2 separate regions of the Homo sapiens genome follow, and region 1 is linked to region 2. Evidence: chromatin loops called from intact Hi-C (ENCODE). Cell type or tissue: IMR-90. All regions are shown on one strand.

Region 1 (8,000 bases), 60 kb before region 2:
AAATTGAATTGATTCCACAGTTCTACAGGCTGTACATGAAGCATGGCTGGGAGGCCTCAGGAAACTTACAATCATGGCAGAAGGCAAAGGAGAAGCAAGTACATCTTACCATGGTGGAGCAGGAGGAAGAGAGAGTGACGGGAGAGGTGCTACACACTTGCAAACAACCAGATCTTGTGAGAACTCTATTATGAGACAACACTAGGGGATGATACTAAACCATTAGAAACCACCCCAGTGATCCAGTTACTTCACACCACTCAGCACTCAGAATCATAATTCAACATGAGATTTGGGTGGGAACACAAAGCCAAACCATATCAATGGCATCTAAAATGGTGAATCTTTTCCAGAATGTTTTCTATTTACTTTGCCCAGATCCATCAAAAGAATCACTATCTATGGCAGCTATGCCCTTATAAAGTACATTTTTTAATAAGACTTAAAGGTTGAAATTACTCCTTGATCTATGGAGTGCAGAATATATGTTGTGTTAGCAGGCATGAAAACAACATTCAGCTCCTCCTAAATCTCCATCAGAGCTCTTAAGTGATGAGGTGTATTGTCAATGTACAGTAATATTTTGAAAAGGATTTTTTTTCTGAGCAGGTCTCAAAAGTGGGCTTAAAATAACAGCAAACCATGCTATAAACAGATGTGCTATCATCCATTGTTGTACCATTTATAGAATGCAGGCAGAGTAGATTTAGCATGATTTTTAAGGGCCCTAGGATCCAGGGAATGGTAAATGAGCACTGGCTTCAGCTTAACATCACCAGCTGCATTGGCCCCTAAAGAGTCAGCCTGTTCTTTGAAGCTTTAGCCAGGCATTGATGTATCCTCTCTAGCTATAAATTGCATCTTCTAATAGAAGGCTGTTTGTTTACACTAAAAATCTGTGGTTTAGTGTAGCCTCCTTTATCAATTATCTTAGCTAGGTCATCTGGAGAACTAGCTGCAACTTCTGCATCAGCACTTGCTGTTTCAATTTGCACTTTTCTATTACAGAGACGGCTTCTTTCCTTAAGCCGCATGAACCAAAACTGCTCACTTACTTTTCTTCTGCAGCTTCCTCACCTCTCAGCCTTCATGGAATTGAAAATTAGGATCTTGCTCTGGATTGGGCTTTGACTTAAGGGAATGTTGTGGCTGGTTTGATCTTCTAACCAGACTACTCAAACTTTCTCTATATCAGCAATACGGCTATTTCACTGTCTTAATCATTCATGTGTTCAATGGAGTAGCACTTTTAATTTTCTTCAAGAAAGAAAATTAAAATTTACATTTATTCTCAATTTGGCTGTTTGGCACCAGTAGCCTAGCTTTCAGCCTGCCTTGGCTTTTGACCTGCCTTACTCACTAAGCTGAATCACTTTGAACTTTTCATTTAAAATAAGAGATGTGTGAGTCTCTTCCTTTCATTTGAACACTCAGAGGCCATTGCAGGGTTATTAATTGGCCTAATTTCAATATTGTTTTGTCTCAGGGAATAGAAAGGATCAGAGAGAGAGAGAGAAAGAGAGAGAGAGATGAGGGAACAGCCAGTCGGTGGAGCAGTCAGAACTCACATATTTATCAATTAAGCCCACTGTCTTAAATGGGCATGGTTCATAGCACCTTAATTATGACAGTAACATTGAAGATCACTGATCACAGATCACCATAAGATACATAATAATGAAAACTTAAAATATTGCAAGGATTACCAAAATGTGACAAACAGATAAAGAGTGAGCACATGCTATTGGAAAAATGGTGCTGATACACTGACTCAATGCAGGGTTGCCACAAACTTATGATTTGTTTAAAAAAATTTTTTTTTAATTGTTTGCAAAGTACAATAAAACAAGGTGTGTCAGCATGTACAAAGGAGATTAGATCTTTGTTGTATGAACTGTAAATGTTTTCCCGTTTGTCATTTAAATTGTCTTGGTGGTGATTTTCCCTCCCTCCCTCCCTCCCTCCCGTCTTCCCTTCCTCCCTTCCTCCCTCCCTTCCTTCCTTTCCTCCCTCCCTCCCGTCTTCCCTTCCTCCCTTCCTCCCTCCCTCCCTTCCTTCCTTCCTTTCCTCCTTCCCTCCTTCAGGCTCTCTGCAGCCTTGTGCTCCTGTGCTCAAACAATTCTCTCACCTCAGTCTCCCAAATAGCTGAGACCAGAGACGTGTGCCACCACATCCAGCTAATTTTTTGTTTGGTTTTTTAAAAAATAAAAATGGGGTTTTGCCATGTTGTCCATGCTGGTCTCAAACTCCTGTGCTCAAGCAATCCACCCACCTTGGCCTCCCAAAGTGCTGGAATTACAGGCATGAGCCACTGTGCCTGGCCTGCCTTCCATGTAGTTTTTGATTTTTAGGAAATCAAAAATAATCATCTTTTCTCCTATGGCTTCTGGATTTTGGGTGATAGAAAGGCCTCACACTTCAAGATCATTATGGCAGACATGGAACTGCACCACTTAGATCCCCTTTCAAGAAAATACTCAGTTCCAAGCTGTGAAAATGTGGGTTGCTGACAGCCTTCCAACTCTTAATCTCCTTCAGGTTTTGCCTCAGCTTTCCAGCCAAGCCAAGCTCTTCTCCAGAAGACACTTAGCCAATAATTGAGTAAGGAAGGTGGTGGCACAGGGCCCAGGCACTTCTGTCTCACAAAGGGCTCTTTGCAGGAACTCTTTGCCTCAGAGTTCCACATGATACTGGCAAAGATTTGGTCAGGTCTGCAGTGCAATCTGATGACACCCCTTGCCCAATCCTGCCTTCTACCTGTTCCATTCAATAAACCTGTTGCATCCCTAACTCCATCTCAGCATCTGCTTCCCAGAGAATCTAGAAGGTGCAGGTATGATGAAATCCCTCCATGCTTCTTTCTCATATGTTTATGATTTTATTTTTAAGTTTAAATGTTTCATTTTGAGAGTTACCTGATACATGAGGTATAGAAAAAGCCTTATATTTTCCTAGATGGCTCCCCAACTGTCTTCACACCATTTGTTAGAAAAAAATGCTATCTTTACCCAGCAAATTAAGACCTACCTTTAACATATACTAAATTTCCAAATGATTTGTTTCCATATCTGAACTTGCTGTTTTGTCTGTCTATTCATGCCACAGTATTATACTGTTTCAGCTATTCAGGATATGTAGTCTAATCTGTGTAAAGAATAGAAGAATAGTGCTCCCTCACTACTCTCAAGTTTTACTAACAATCCTTCCTTTTTTGCATGATGTTTACAATCAGCTTATCTAGTTCCACAAAAATTTGTCTCCCAATAAACTCACAGAGAGCTGGGAAGAAGGTCACTAAGTAAATAAATATAGCAAATGTTTTTTGTGGATTTTTATTTTTTTAATTCTTTTATTAATAAATTTTCAGATCCAGACCTACAGAAAATATAGCAAATGTTAAAGCTCACAGGTGGATTTCTCTTAAAGTGTTACTAATAAATAATCCAGGGCTTATATTTAAAGCCAGTGGCCTATTTTCAATAACAGAACAGAGCTCTTTGAAACATATCATCTTCTATGTGAAAAGTATAACCAACTGATTCTCAACTTGCCTCTGCATTAAAATTGCCTATGAGGCCTCTCAAAAAAACAAAAATCCAATATCATGTGTACACATACAGTTTTTAAGATTCCCCTGGTTATTCTGATGAGCATCAACGGTGGTGAAAAGAATATTATCACTATTTTAAAGTTTTCAAAGGAAGATTAGTTCATTTTATTTAAAAAAGCTTATTAATGGCAATTACTTGGCTTTAAAAAAAAAAATGCAACCAGAAGGGCATAAGTACAAAAAGAAAAATGACACCAACTGAAATGGCAGTTTGAAAACAGAAAACTGAAAGGCAAATATTAGAAGAGATCGATAAACTGCTTCTTTCTAGAAAAAATTATTGTCTTTTTTATTTATCTCAAAGAAAGTGACAGACAGTAAATGGGAGGCAAGTTCACAATAGGAAAGAGGAAAGAGAAAGGTAGTACTCTGAATTTTTGCATTAAGTTTTATAATTAGCTTTTCTACTAAGCAAGTAGCACCACAAGCATTGCTTTAATAGATGCCTAAATAAACATGGTGCAAATAAACCAGAGACCCCTTCGATCTTTCCTATATTTAGGAAAAATCATGTACTATGAAGGAAATTCAGTCTATGGTTTGCATTTCTTACTGCCCAAAAGACCAACTGTAAATTCAGTTCTCAACTAACACCACTGTCAATTATTAGCTTAAAAAGAGAGAACATTGTTAAATAAATTTAATAATAAATCTAAACACACATGTACACATAATTCAGGGGGACAGAAATGTTTATTTTTCATTAATCTTTTGAATACAATCATCATAATTTTACAGGTTTAGTTTAGTTGCGAACTTCACTAATAACATTTCCAAGAGTTCACAATTTCAAGGCTAAGCTTCTGATTAAAGTATCATGGTTACAAATGTAATATAAATGGAGTTTTTAAAAAAGGCTAAAAGCACTCTAGCCTCTTAAAAAATATATATAAATGGAAAATGGCCAGGCATTAAACTTAGTAACATTAAGTACACTTTAGTACTACAGCAGTCAAAGAGATCTCCACTAGAGATCAGAAAGAAGCACCACTATTTTCTTCTATGACGTGTATGTGTTGGTCATGAGCATGCTAGTATGAATAAGGCAATGTGTTAAGCACTGGCATACAAATGCAGCTAAAGGTGCTGAAGGAAGGCAGTGGGGTGGTGCAGGCACACAGCAGGGAGCTCTTCCCCGTGACACGTTAGTCATCTTCTCCACAGAGCAGCAGAAGAGCTTTCTTATAGTCCCCAGATGTATCTCCCTGAAACCAAATGTATTCCATTAACCTCCATGACTCACAGAAGCCATAGAAAATTTTAAAACTAAATAACTGGCAACAAATTTTATTCATAAGACTCTTCTCCCAAGTGGGTAATCTCTGTGACTTTCACATCAGGAATGTTATGCAGGGAGTTTCCTACCAATGTAACCTCAGACACTCAGTATTCCCTCTGGTAACACAAAGAATCAGGCAACTTTAACAACTATAGTCAAATCAAGCCTTCTAGACAGAATAGTTTCTATCACTTGGTATATATCAGCTAACACGGGCAGTGCTGGGGCTGCAGGGCTGTCATGGCTCTCCCTCCGAGACAGAAGGGCAGAACATGCTTTGCATCTGCTTGTCTCACATGCAGACATGCATGATAAATTAATGTTTCAAGCTAAAAGTGCATGGGTAAACTCTCTAGTGTCCTTTGGGCCAGCCAAACCACAAACATGCTAAACTAAAAGCTTCTGCTCAATTGAAATCTTGCTTTGCACATGGTCCACATTAACCTTTACTGGAAAAAAAAAAAAAAAGTCAAAAGACTTTAAGCTAAATGTAATTATAGGCCACAGAGCACCTTGTTTTAAAAAGAACAAAAATGATACTAATACCTAGGGGCTCTTTACTCCCAATATGACCTGGTTGGCTCTTTCCTGAATTAGAAACCAGCATCAGAGATAAGGTGATAACAGACGATAAAGAAAGGAAAAGCTGATATGAAATAAAAGAAGGACTAATAAAGACAGCTGGAATTGATAAAAGACAGAAAGAACACATTATTATCATAGGCAAGGGGTTTGGTTTGTTGAGTCATCTGTTACCACTACTAAATAATGCTTCTGAGTTCACCAAGAGCCTCAGCCACATCAATACCCATGCTTTCACTTGGGAGCCATCATCTCTACTTCAGGAAACATTATGCTAAGCTTTTTAACTCATTGCTCTAATCGTGTCACTAAAATTTTAAACTTAACACAAGAATCAGGTTCTCTTATCCTTGTCTTTCATGCAACATACCAGTCTGCTTTGGATTCCCAAACGTAATTTAAAGAAAGGTTCTACTACCTTAATCATGGAATAAAGAGAGGTGGCAAAATTCTTCCTAAACTCCTTCCTGATGTTAAACAGATCAATCTCACTCCTGGAAACCATGACTCTGATGAGGGTATGATCATCTGTCCCAGCTCCCTTTAAAAAAAAAAAAAAAGAGAGAAGCAAAATGCTTAAAAACTTCAAACATAGGATCAAATGCTCCCGGGTGCGGGTGAATCAATAAGGTATAACAATTTAGTAGAACTGGGTTGAATGTTATAAGGGAAAAATTCCCAAGGTCTATCATCTAAAACATAAACAAAAGTGAAGAATAATAATTAGAAAGAGAAATGTATTAGATAGAAGGTTCATGGTCTCCACTTACCTTCATAGCATAATAGAGGGTCTCTGCAAGGTAGGCAGGTATACTTCGAATAGATTTCACTAAGAAAATAAACAATACAATGGTCAAATGCTATTTTGATATGTAAAGGATTAAGTAATTAAAAATCAAGTGCTGCTTCCTGCTTATAGCTCTACTTCTATAAAAACACAAAAGTACCAGAGGCTAAAGAGCTGTAAGCTAATCTGATTTCCTCACTCACCAAGTATTTTCTTAGACACTGGCTTAGGTTTTCCTTGGAGTTCTGAGGTCTGCATAGAAAGGCATGGAGAATAAGGGCACAGGTTTTTCTATGCGCCTTGGTTCTGTGAAGACTTTTTGGATACTGCAGTTTGGGCAGCCTGGATTGTTATCATAATACCACAACATTCTTCATCACCAATAAATTACACAAATCCCTTGGAAGTTTTCATTCCAAGACATTAAAGCAAATAATACAAGATTACTACCTAATTTTTTTAAACTCTTGGGTGATCTTCCTATACTCTCTACATATTCTTTAATATCAATGATTCACACAGAGCAGCATGAGATTTATCCATTTCAGTACAAAAACAGATAAATCAATATCAGAAAGGATCTCTTCTCTGAACATGTACATGTTGAATGTAGGTTGGGGCTGCTCAGACCTCAGTCTGCTTAGCTTCAGAAAATCTATCATGAAAATTCCTTAATATACAAAAATAATCCTTGCATGTGGAGATTTCTTAATTCTCCCTTTTCTAAGTCTTAAGAAAAACAGCCACCAGTAACTGAAAATGTCTTAATTTGTATGCGTATTCTAATTATGAAGGACCTGTCTAAAAGTTTTCTGGTAAAAGTACATTAACTGTGTACTCAAGTGAAAGGCTACTTTTAGAGTTGGTTCATGCAGATCTTTAGCTTAGTCTCCTGAAGACAGAGAGCACAAAAGTGTGAGCTCAAGGCCAAATACTTGGAACAAACAGCAGACAGAGGCTCACTGCAGACCCATATGAACAAAAGGACCACAGGAGACTCACAAACTAGATTCTCCCTAGCTTTGGAGTACATAATACTGCAATCAACTGCACAGATTCAGTTCTCCAATTTTTCCAGATTATTCTGAATATTTAATTAAAATAAAACTAAATTATTTAATTTGAAAACAACCATCATCACATCTTCTATTACATCAAAGATATTCTTCTTTTCTAAACCAGATGACAATTTCTTAGTCTGCCTCAAAGCTGAGAGAACAGTATTCAAAAAAATTCTAAAATTCCACAGGTATCAGAAATAATGTTTACAAGCCTCTGAGATAATGTCCACGACATTTCAGGTTTATCAATAAATAATATTTTTAATGCAGCTTCAAAATGATTTTTAAACAATTATCTTAGTATTTCCATAGGATTTAGATGAACTAACCAGACAATCCTGTATTTCCAACATCAAAATAAATTTCTGAATTGGAAATTTGGGAGTTTGCTTCCCCTAAATATCATATCAAGCTCTTCCTTCACACCTAGGTGGTTATTTTCAGATGCAGCCTCAATTGAATAAAATGCTTTAGCTCTTACCACCAAAAATATCAATACATTGTAAATCACCTACCAACAGCAAGGAGTAGTTGCTCTAAATTGCCAGAAGTCTCGCGGTCAATGGTTTCCTCAATTTGAAATCCTGATATAGTCATGTACTTGTCAAACACTAGAAAAAATAAAAATGATTCCCTAATCATGTAGGGATCACTCTTTCCAGAAAGATGGTATTTACTTTG
Region 2 (8,000 bases):
CCCTGTCTCTACTGAAAATACAAAAAAATTAGCCAGGTGTAGTGGCAGACACCTGTAATCCCAGCTACTGTGGAGGCTGAGGCAGGAGAATCGCTTGAACCCGGGAGGTAGAGGTTGCAGTGAGCTGAGATTGTGCCACTGCACTCCAGTCTGGGTGACAGAGTGAGACTCCATCTCAAAAAACAAAAACAAACAAACAAACGGAAACAACAACAAAAAAAACCCCAACAAACCACCGTCTTAATAATAAGAAACAGACACACTTAGAAGCCTCCCTGGTTTGGAGATTATCTTACTCTATAAAATTAAATTATATACAGTGTGTTGAAATAGACAAAAGGCCCTAGCAGGCTGGAGCCTTTATTGAATTGTTCGTTTCTGCTAGGTTACACCTGAACTTACCGCCTATTGAAATTCTCTCCGGGAATGTGACCTGGTACATATTCTGCTACATGTGGTGTTTAGAAACTTGCATTCTGGTCCTAATTGACCCACCAACAAATATCAACAAATATGTAACAATGAGTCTCCACTTTTTTTGTGAACAAATATGGAATTGGATTGAGCTGACTTCTAAGGCTTCTTCCTGTTTTGTGATTGCAGACATGAGGGTAACATTACCACCAGCTGATATAATATGAATTTGTTTTTCAGATTAGCTGGTCTCACCTGGCACAAAGTAGAGTCCTGAGGTGAGAGGGTGTAGGATGGGTAGGAAGAGAAGGGCTGAAGTTTAATCAAGGAAAGAGAAGTCTTAGAAGAGGCCTGACTCCAAGTATTTGGAGGATGGTCATATGGGAAGAGTTAACAGACATGTTCTGGGACATTCCAGAGAACAAGCTTAGGGCCAACCCATAGGTAGGAATGACCCACATATGAACCAGCATAACTCATCTTTCAGGGACAGGGACATAACTCAGTCAAAGACACCCTACAGGAGAGTGGTTCACTGGATTGTGGTGACTTTTCATAGCAGGGGAAGCAGACTCCCACTCACCTGTTTTTTCTGTTTTTAAAATGCGTAAGTTCTTCCTTCTTTCATCTCTTTCCTTCAGCTCTTCCCTTCTTCCAGTAACCCCCATTCACTCCGAGTTTCTGATACCCAGCCCTGCAGGTGTTTTTAGTACAAATATTTTGTCTCTCAGGTGTTTGGGGCAGAGGAAAAAAGATAAGAAGCACTAATCTAGTTCACTTAAAAGCCCTGTGCAATGCTAAGAGTGACTACAACAGAAAGCGTCAGCTCTGTGTAACCCCATCCTTCACAGTCCTCATGTCCCCTGACAGCCTCTCTCTTTGCGGTCTCATCTTCATATCCCTGTGTAATATCTCCTTTCAGAGCACAAGCTATGGAGCTGGGTGTGGTGGATCATGCCTGTAATCCCAGCTACTCAGGAAGCTTATGCAGGAGGATTGCTTGGGCCCAGGAGTTTGAGGTGGGTCTGGGCAACATAGCAAGACCACATCTCAAAAACAACAACAACAGCAACAGCAAAAACCAACAAAACATTGCTTCATAACAAAGGTAGTTTCACCAGGCTTGGAATAAGCCCTTCTTGGTTTCTGGGACAACTCTTTTAAATGCTTAAGACTCTTCCTACACATTTTAACCCAGGTACATAGGAGATCTATGTAAGAAGTCTCCCTTAAATCTACAACATTTTTCGGTGGGGGAAGGCATGCTTTGCCACAGTGCAATATTGGAATCTAGAGGAGCTCATTTCTTCCTTCAGTGGGAAAGCCACAGGCACTAAGCAGATACACCAATGTTCCATCCCTTAAGTGATGTCTTCGTTGAAACCCACAATGCATTACTGACAGACATTCCTGGAACAATGGCTTTTTCTCTGAGACCATAGTTCTCTTCCAGATCATCAGAGGAAATGAAAAGAGCATAGACACATGCCTGGTGAGCAGGCTGCCTGAGAAGCCCTGCCATTTCCCATTTTTCCTAATAACTCAGAAAATAAGCAGTCAGCCAGGCCCGGTGGCTCACACCTGTAATCCTAGCACTTTTGGAAGCCGAGGCGGGAGGATCACTTGAAGTCCAGAGTTTGTGACCAGCCTGGCCAACATGGTGAAACCCCTTCTCTACTAAAAATACAGAAAAATTAGCTGAGCATAGTGGTGGCACCTATAATCCCAGCTACTCTGGAGGCTGAGGCAGGAGAATCGCTTGAACCCAGGAGGGAGAGGTTGCAATGAGCCGAGATCACGCCACTGCACTCCAGCCTGGGCAACAGAATGAGACTCCATCTCATAAAAAAAAAAAAAAAAAAAAAAAGCAGTCAACATAGAAAGTGGCTTCAAGAAGGAAGGACATATCTAAAACTTTTTTTTTCTTACTTCCCCCTGCTCAGAACAAACTTTGAGATCACCATCTCGCAATCTAACACTGACGAAAACACAGTCTTGTAGAACGTGAACGTCAAAACCACAGCACTTTTTTGTTTTTATAGGACAAGTTGAGTATCTGTTTCGTAGTTTATCAGTTTTATTGATCATGAGAACACATATAGCAACTGCCTGGCTTCTAAGTCACATAGTATTTTATTATCTTTCTTTTCTCAGACAAAGAAGATAACTCAAGTAGTAAAATATTGGGCTGAATGACTACCTAAATGATCTCTAAGTAGGTTTCACACTAGACTGATCAGCAGTTACCTGCATCTGACCAGCCACAGCAGCTGCTGGGTACTCATTTCTGTAGCAGGGCCATTTACCTGTTCACTGTTTAGTTCATTCAAGGGGCCCCTTTATCTGTCAGGAGGAAATTAGCCATAGAATCAAGTCCTGCCACATTAGTGCTTCCACTGTACCTAATACTGACCTCTGCTGTTGTTTTAACCACATTACATGGAAGCCATTTATTTACCTATCTGTCTTGACTACTAAGTTGTGAACTCTCTGAGAATTGAAAGTGTGTCTTATTCATCCACTCGGTTTCAATGATTGGTATAAATAACTGCTCAATATGCATTTACTGGATGAATGAACAAACCAACACGCAGCCATCAGACAGTGAGGCCTAGTGGTTAAGAAGATGTGCTCTGGTGGCAAACATCTGTTTTAAAATCCTGGTTCCCCAGTTTCCAACTGTGTGAGTGACACTGAACAATTTCTTAATCCATTTGCACCTCAGCCTGTTAAGGGGGGTTAATATTAGAACTTTTTTCACAGTACTGTTGAGTTAGTATATACGAAGCATGTAGAAAAATGCAAGCACACTAATGTTTAGTATATGTTCACTGTGGTTGCTATTGTTATGAATATGATCATTATTACTAGGCAAAAATAATACCCCTATTAAGAACACTAGAAGAATTTAATACGTGAGTTCACGGCTCTTTGCACCAGAGCCTCTGATAGTGAAAAGGCAAGCCAGATACTACCACACAGTGGAGAAAGATGTTTAAAATGTGCTTTGTCCTGGCTATGTAGTGGCTTATGCCCGTAATCCTAACACTTTGGGAGGCTGAGGCAGGCGGATCACTTGAGGCCGGGCATTCAAGACCAGCCTGGCCAACATGGCGAAACCCCATCTCTACTAAAAATACAAAAAGGTAGCCGGGTGTGGTCGTGGGCGCTTGTAATCCCAGCTACTCTGGAGGCTGAACCACAAGAATCACTTGAACCAACTGAGATCGCACCACTGCACTCCAGCATGGGCGACAAAGTGAGACTCTGTCTCAAAAAGACAAACAAACAAACGAAAGTGCTTTGTCCTCCATGAATAAAATTCAGCTAATACTGGGCAAGTATTCACTATGGGCCCCACGTCTGTTAGATCTTTTATTCATATGACCTTATTTCCGTTTCAAAGCAAGTATGGGAGAAAGAACTTTTGTTATTTTTCCCTTTTTGAGTTTTACTCTGCTGCCCAGGCTAGAGTACAATGGTGCGATCTTGGCTCACTGAAGCCTCTACCCACCGGGTACAAGTGATTCTCCTGCTTCAGCCTCCTGAGTAGCTGGAACTACAAGTGTGGGAATGTCCCAGCTAATTTTTGTATTTTTAGTAGAGAAGGGGTTTCGCCATGTTGGCCAGGCTGGTCTTGAACTCCTGACCTCAGATGATTCAACTGCCTCTGCCTCCCAAAGTGCTGAGATTACAGGCATGAGCCACCGCGCCTGACCATTTTTCTCATTTTTTAAAAGATGAGGAAAATGAGGCTCAGAAATGTTAAACAATTTCCTGAACATGATACACAGGTAGGTGAATCATCTGGCCCCAGAGCCCATCATCTTTCTGTTCCAAGTTGCCTCCAATGCAACAAACAGAGAGCAGAAGCATCACGGGAATGTTGTTAAATGTTCCCTGTGGCATTGCCCAATGAATGAGGATGAAGCCAGGCGTCCTCAGCCTTTGGTCCCAAGTACAGTAATCCCCAAAGAATGCTGGTTCTGAGGTCTCCCTCCAGCCCTGAATAAAGTCCCCTGGATGCATTTCTGGGAATTGAAGGATATAATTTCTTTAAAAAATATTTTAAGGCAAGTAGTTATTAAATATTATAGTCATAATTAAATAATTCATAATACCTCAAATTTCCCCTCGGGAGACCTCTGTCAAAACCATGCTATGCCCAGCTACAAAATTCTAATGATAAATTTCATATATTCTAACCCAGCTCATTTCCCAAAGAGGCACTAATATCTCTGGGGGGTTTTAAATCATGGCACTGCTGTCAAGTTGTAAGTATTATCATCTTCATTTTGTGGGTGAGGAAACTGAATTTTTAAGGATTTAAAAGACTTGGCTAAGGTCATACAGCTAATGAGGAGCAGAGAAGGGTTGGAATCCAGATTTTCAGCTTCTACACTGCCACTCTGGCAGTCAAACCCTGAGCCATTTACTGTGGAAAAGCTTTGTGACAAGCACTGCACTAAGGGCCAGAAATGGAAAAGTGAGTAAGACATAGTTCCCAATCTTGTGGGGAGATACACTCATAACTAACACAATAAAATGTAAACATGGTGATAGACCATATCTATAAAATGCCACTGGGGCACATGAAATTCTTTAAAAAGCATGTAACAATTGAACTGGGTGTTGGAGAGTGAGTAAGAGTTTGCCCAGGAGGGGAAGTGCAGTCTAAGCAGAAGGCGATTCTTGTGCATGGAGTATGCAGGAAACATGCGGGAGTGGCCCCTTGATTCTTGCTGCATTTTGAAAGGCGAGACCTTTTAAATAGTCTGATTTATGATACAACAGTAATAAACCAGACAAGAGTACCTTTTTTTTTTTTTAAACTTTGAGTTCCAGGATACATGTACAGAACGTACAGGTTTGTTACATAGGTATACATGTGCTGTGGTGGTTACTTGTACCTATCAACTCATCATCTAGGTTTTAAGTCACACATGCATTAGGCATTTGCCCTAATGCTCTCCCTCCCCTTGGCCCCCACTCCCTGACAGGCCCTGGCATGGGTTGTTCCTCTCCCTATGTCCATGTATTCTCTTTTTTTTTTTTTTTTTTTTTTGAGACAGAGTCTCGCTCTGTCGCCCAGGCTGGAGTGCAGTGGTGCGATCTCGGCTCACTGCAAGCTCCACCTCCCGGATTCACACCATTCTCCTGCTTCAGCCTCCCGAGTAGCTGGAACTACAGGTGCCCACCACCACACCCGGCTAATTTTTTGCATTTTTTTTTTTTTTTATTTTTAGTAGAGACAGGGTTTCGCTCTGTTAGCCAGGATGGTCTCGATCTGACCTTGTGATCTGCCCGACTTGGCCTCCCAAAGTGCTGAGATTACAGGTGTGAGCCACCACGCCCAACCTGTGTCCATGTATTCTCATTGTTCAGCTCCCACTTACCAGTGAGAACATGCAGTGTTTGGTTTTCAGTTCCTGTGTTAGTTTGCTGAGGATGATGGCTTCCAGCTCCATCCATGTTCCTGCAAAGGACATGATCTCATTCCTTTTTAATGGCTGCATAGTATTCCATGGTGCATATGTGCCACATTTTCATTATCCAGTCTATCATTGATGGGCATTTGGGTTGGTTCCATGTCTTTGCTATTGTAAATAGTGCTGCAATAAACATACATGTGCATGTATCTTTATAGTAGAATGATTTATATTCCTTTGGGTATATACCGAGTAATGGGATTGCTGAGTCAAATGGTATTTCTGGTTCTAGATCCTTGAGGAATCACCACACTGTCTTCCACAATGGTTGAACTAATTTACATTCCCACCAACAGTGTAAAAATGTTCCTATTTCTCCACAGCCTCACCAGCATCTATTGTTTCTTGACTTTTTAATAATCCCCATTTTGACTGGCATGAGATGGTATCTTAGTGTGGTTTTGATTTGCATTTCTCTAATTATCAGTAATGTAGACCTTTTTTTCATATGTTTGTTGGCCGCATAAATGTCTTCTTTTGAGAAGTGTCTGTTCATATACTTTGCCCACTTTTTGATGGGTTTGTTTGTTTTTTTCTTGTGAATTTGTTTAAGTTCCTTGCAGATTCTGGATATTAGACCTTTGTCAGACAGGTAGATTGCAAAAATTTTCTCCCATTCTGTAGGTTGCCTGTTCACTCTGATAATGGTTTCTTTTGCAGTGCAGAAGCTCTTTAGTTTAATTATACCCCATTTGTCAATTTTAGCTTTTGTTGCAATTGCTTTTGGTGTTTTTGTCATGAAGTTGTTGCCCATGCCTATGTCCTGAATGATATTGCCTAGGTTTTCTTCTAGGGTTTTTATCGTTTTGGGTTTTACACATAAATCTTTAATTCATCTTGAGTTAATTTTTTTATAAGGTGTAAGGAAGGGGTCCAGTTCCAGTTTTCTGCATATGGCTAGCCAGTTTTCTCAGAACCATTTATTAGATAGGGAATCCTTTCCCCATTCCTTGTTTTTGTCAGGTTTGTTGAAGATCAGATGGTTGTAGATGTGTGGTGTTATTTCTGAGGTCTCTGTTCTGTTCCATTGGTCTATATGGCAAGAGGACCCTTTAAACTTTATAAGTTTACATATACAATGTGTGTGTATGTCAACATACATTTGCATGAAGTGTGTAGGAAACATGGGGGGAGTGGCCCCTTTATTCTTGTTATATGTGGATATATGTATACCCACAGTATATATCTGTATATATTAGTATATACACAGTATATATATATGAATATATGTATATATACACACGTAGTATATATATGGCATTTCATTGAGATGTCTTAAGACTGACAAATTTTAGGACTATTATCTTGGCTTTTCTCTTTAATCTATCTCAGTGTTTCTTGATTAGGGCCAATTTTTAAATGTCTCTGAACATTTTTGGTTGTCACAACTGGGGACGGGATGGGGAAAGGTGTTACCGGCATCCTACAATGCACAGGACAGCTCCGGCAAGAAAAAAATTATCCAGTCCAAATAGTCAATTATGCTGAGGCTGAGAAACCCTGCTTATCTGCTTAGGAAGCCAGGCTCCTCCATCAAACTATCACCAAAGCCCAGAGAAAGGGTGCCGGAACCAAACCAAAGGCACAGGCATTTCAATTTCAGAGGAATTAGCACTGAGGCTGACGACCTTGTTCTTGCTTCACAACCTGACAGAAGCCTGCTCTGTGTTATCTAGGTAAAGAGACACCACAGAGATTACATAAAAAGCAGGCGGCTCAGGGGCCTAAGAACGGATGGTATCCATTAAAAATCAATTCACTAATAGTTTACCTAATAAACAGAACCACCAGGCTAAGTTTTAAAGGCCCTTCCTGCTTCTGCAGAGTGAAACAAGGGCAAACAGTTAATATATTTTTCTGTGTGCTTCTGTCTTTATTCTGTTTACTTAATAGCAATAACAACAACCATTGCCATTGCTGAGCACTCACTAGATATCAAGCACCATGCTAACTGCTTTCCGTGAATTATATCATGGAACCTTCCCCATTATGATATTATTTCCAGGGCGTATATTTTCCCCTGCTGGAGACTCATCCTTATTATGAGAGAAAACACTGAAGCGGTTCCACAAAAGAAGCAGTTACACCACTTACGAA

The links. Hi-C counts contacts between places; a loop is a spot of excess contacts. Peaks named below come from ENCODE experiments on the same cell type or tissue, not always from the same donor. Only the 100,000 strongest peaks of a DNase experiment are listed, where the experiment ranks them.
Region 1: it touches region 2 in a loop (4-fold over the local background); 17 of 110 quality-filtered maps call a loop at or near these places.

Annotation. Positions count from the first base shown.
Region 1 is chr4:121,663,713-121,671,712 of GRCh38, forward strand. ANXA5 (annexin A5) reads right to left here. Exons shown (of 13, transcript NM_001154.4): 10 at 7,835-7,930; 11 at 6,242-6,300; 12 at 5,890-6,012; 13 at 4,234-4,815. The coding sequence ends at 4,756. Among named protein-coding and RNA genes, the nearest start is that of ANXA5, 29 kb to the right of the region's middle. In IMR-90, no CTCF peak of the experiment used is centred here; DNase peaks (open chromatin) are centred at 4,839 and 5,649; H3K27ac peaks cover 992 bases.
Region 2 is chr4:121,724,032-121,732,031 of GRCh38, forward strand. No RefSeq gene overlaps it. Among named protein-coding and RNA genes, the nearest start is that of ANXA5, 31 kb to the left of the region's middle. RefSeq lists a silencer at 2,855-3,034. In IMR-90, a CTCF peak has its summit at 2,832 (motif pointing left); DNase peaks (open chromatin) are centred at 2,820, 4,290 and 4,980; H3K27ac peaks cover 2,044 bases.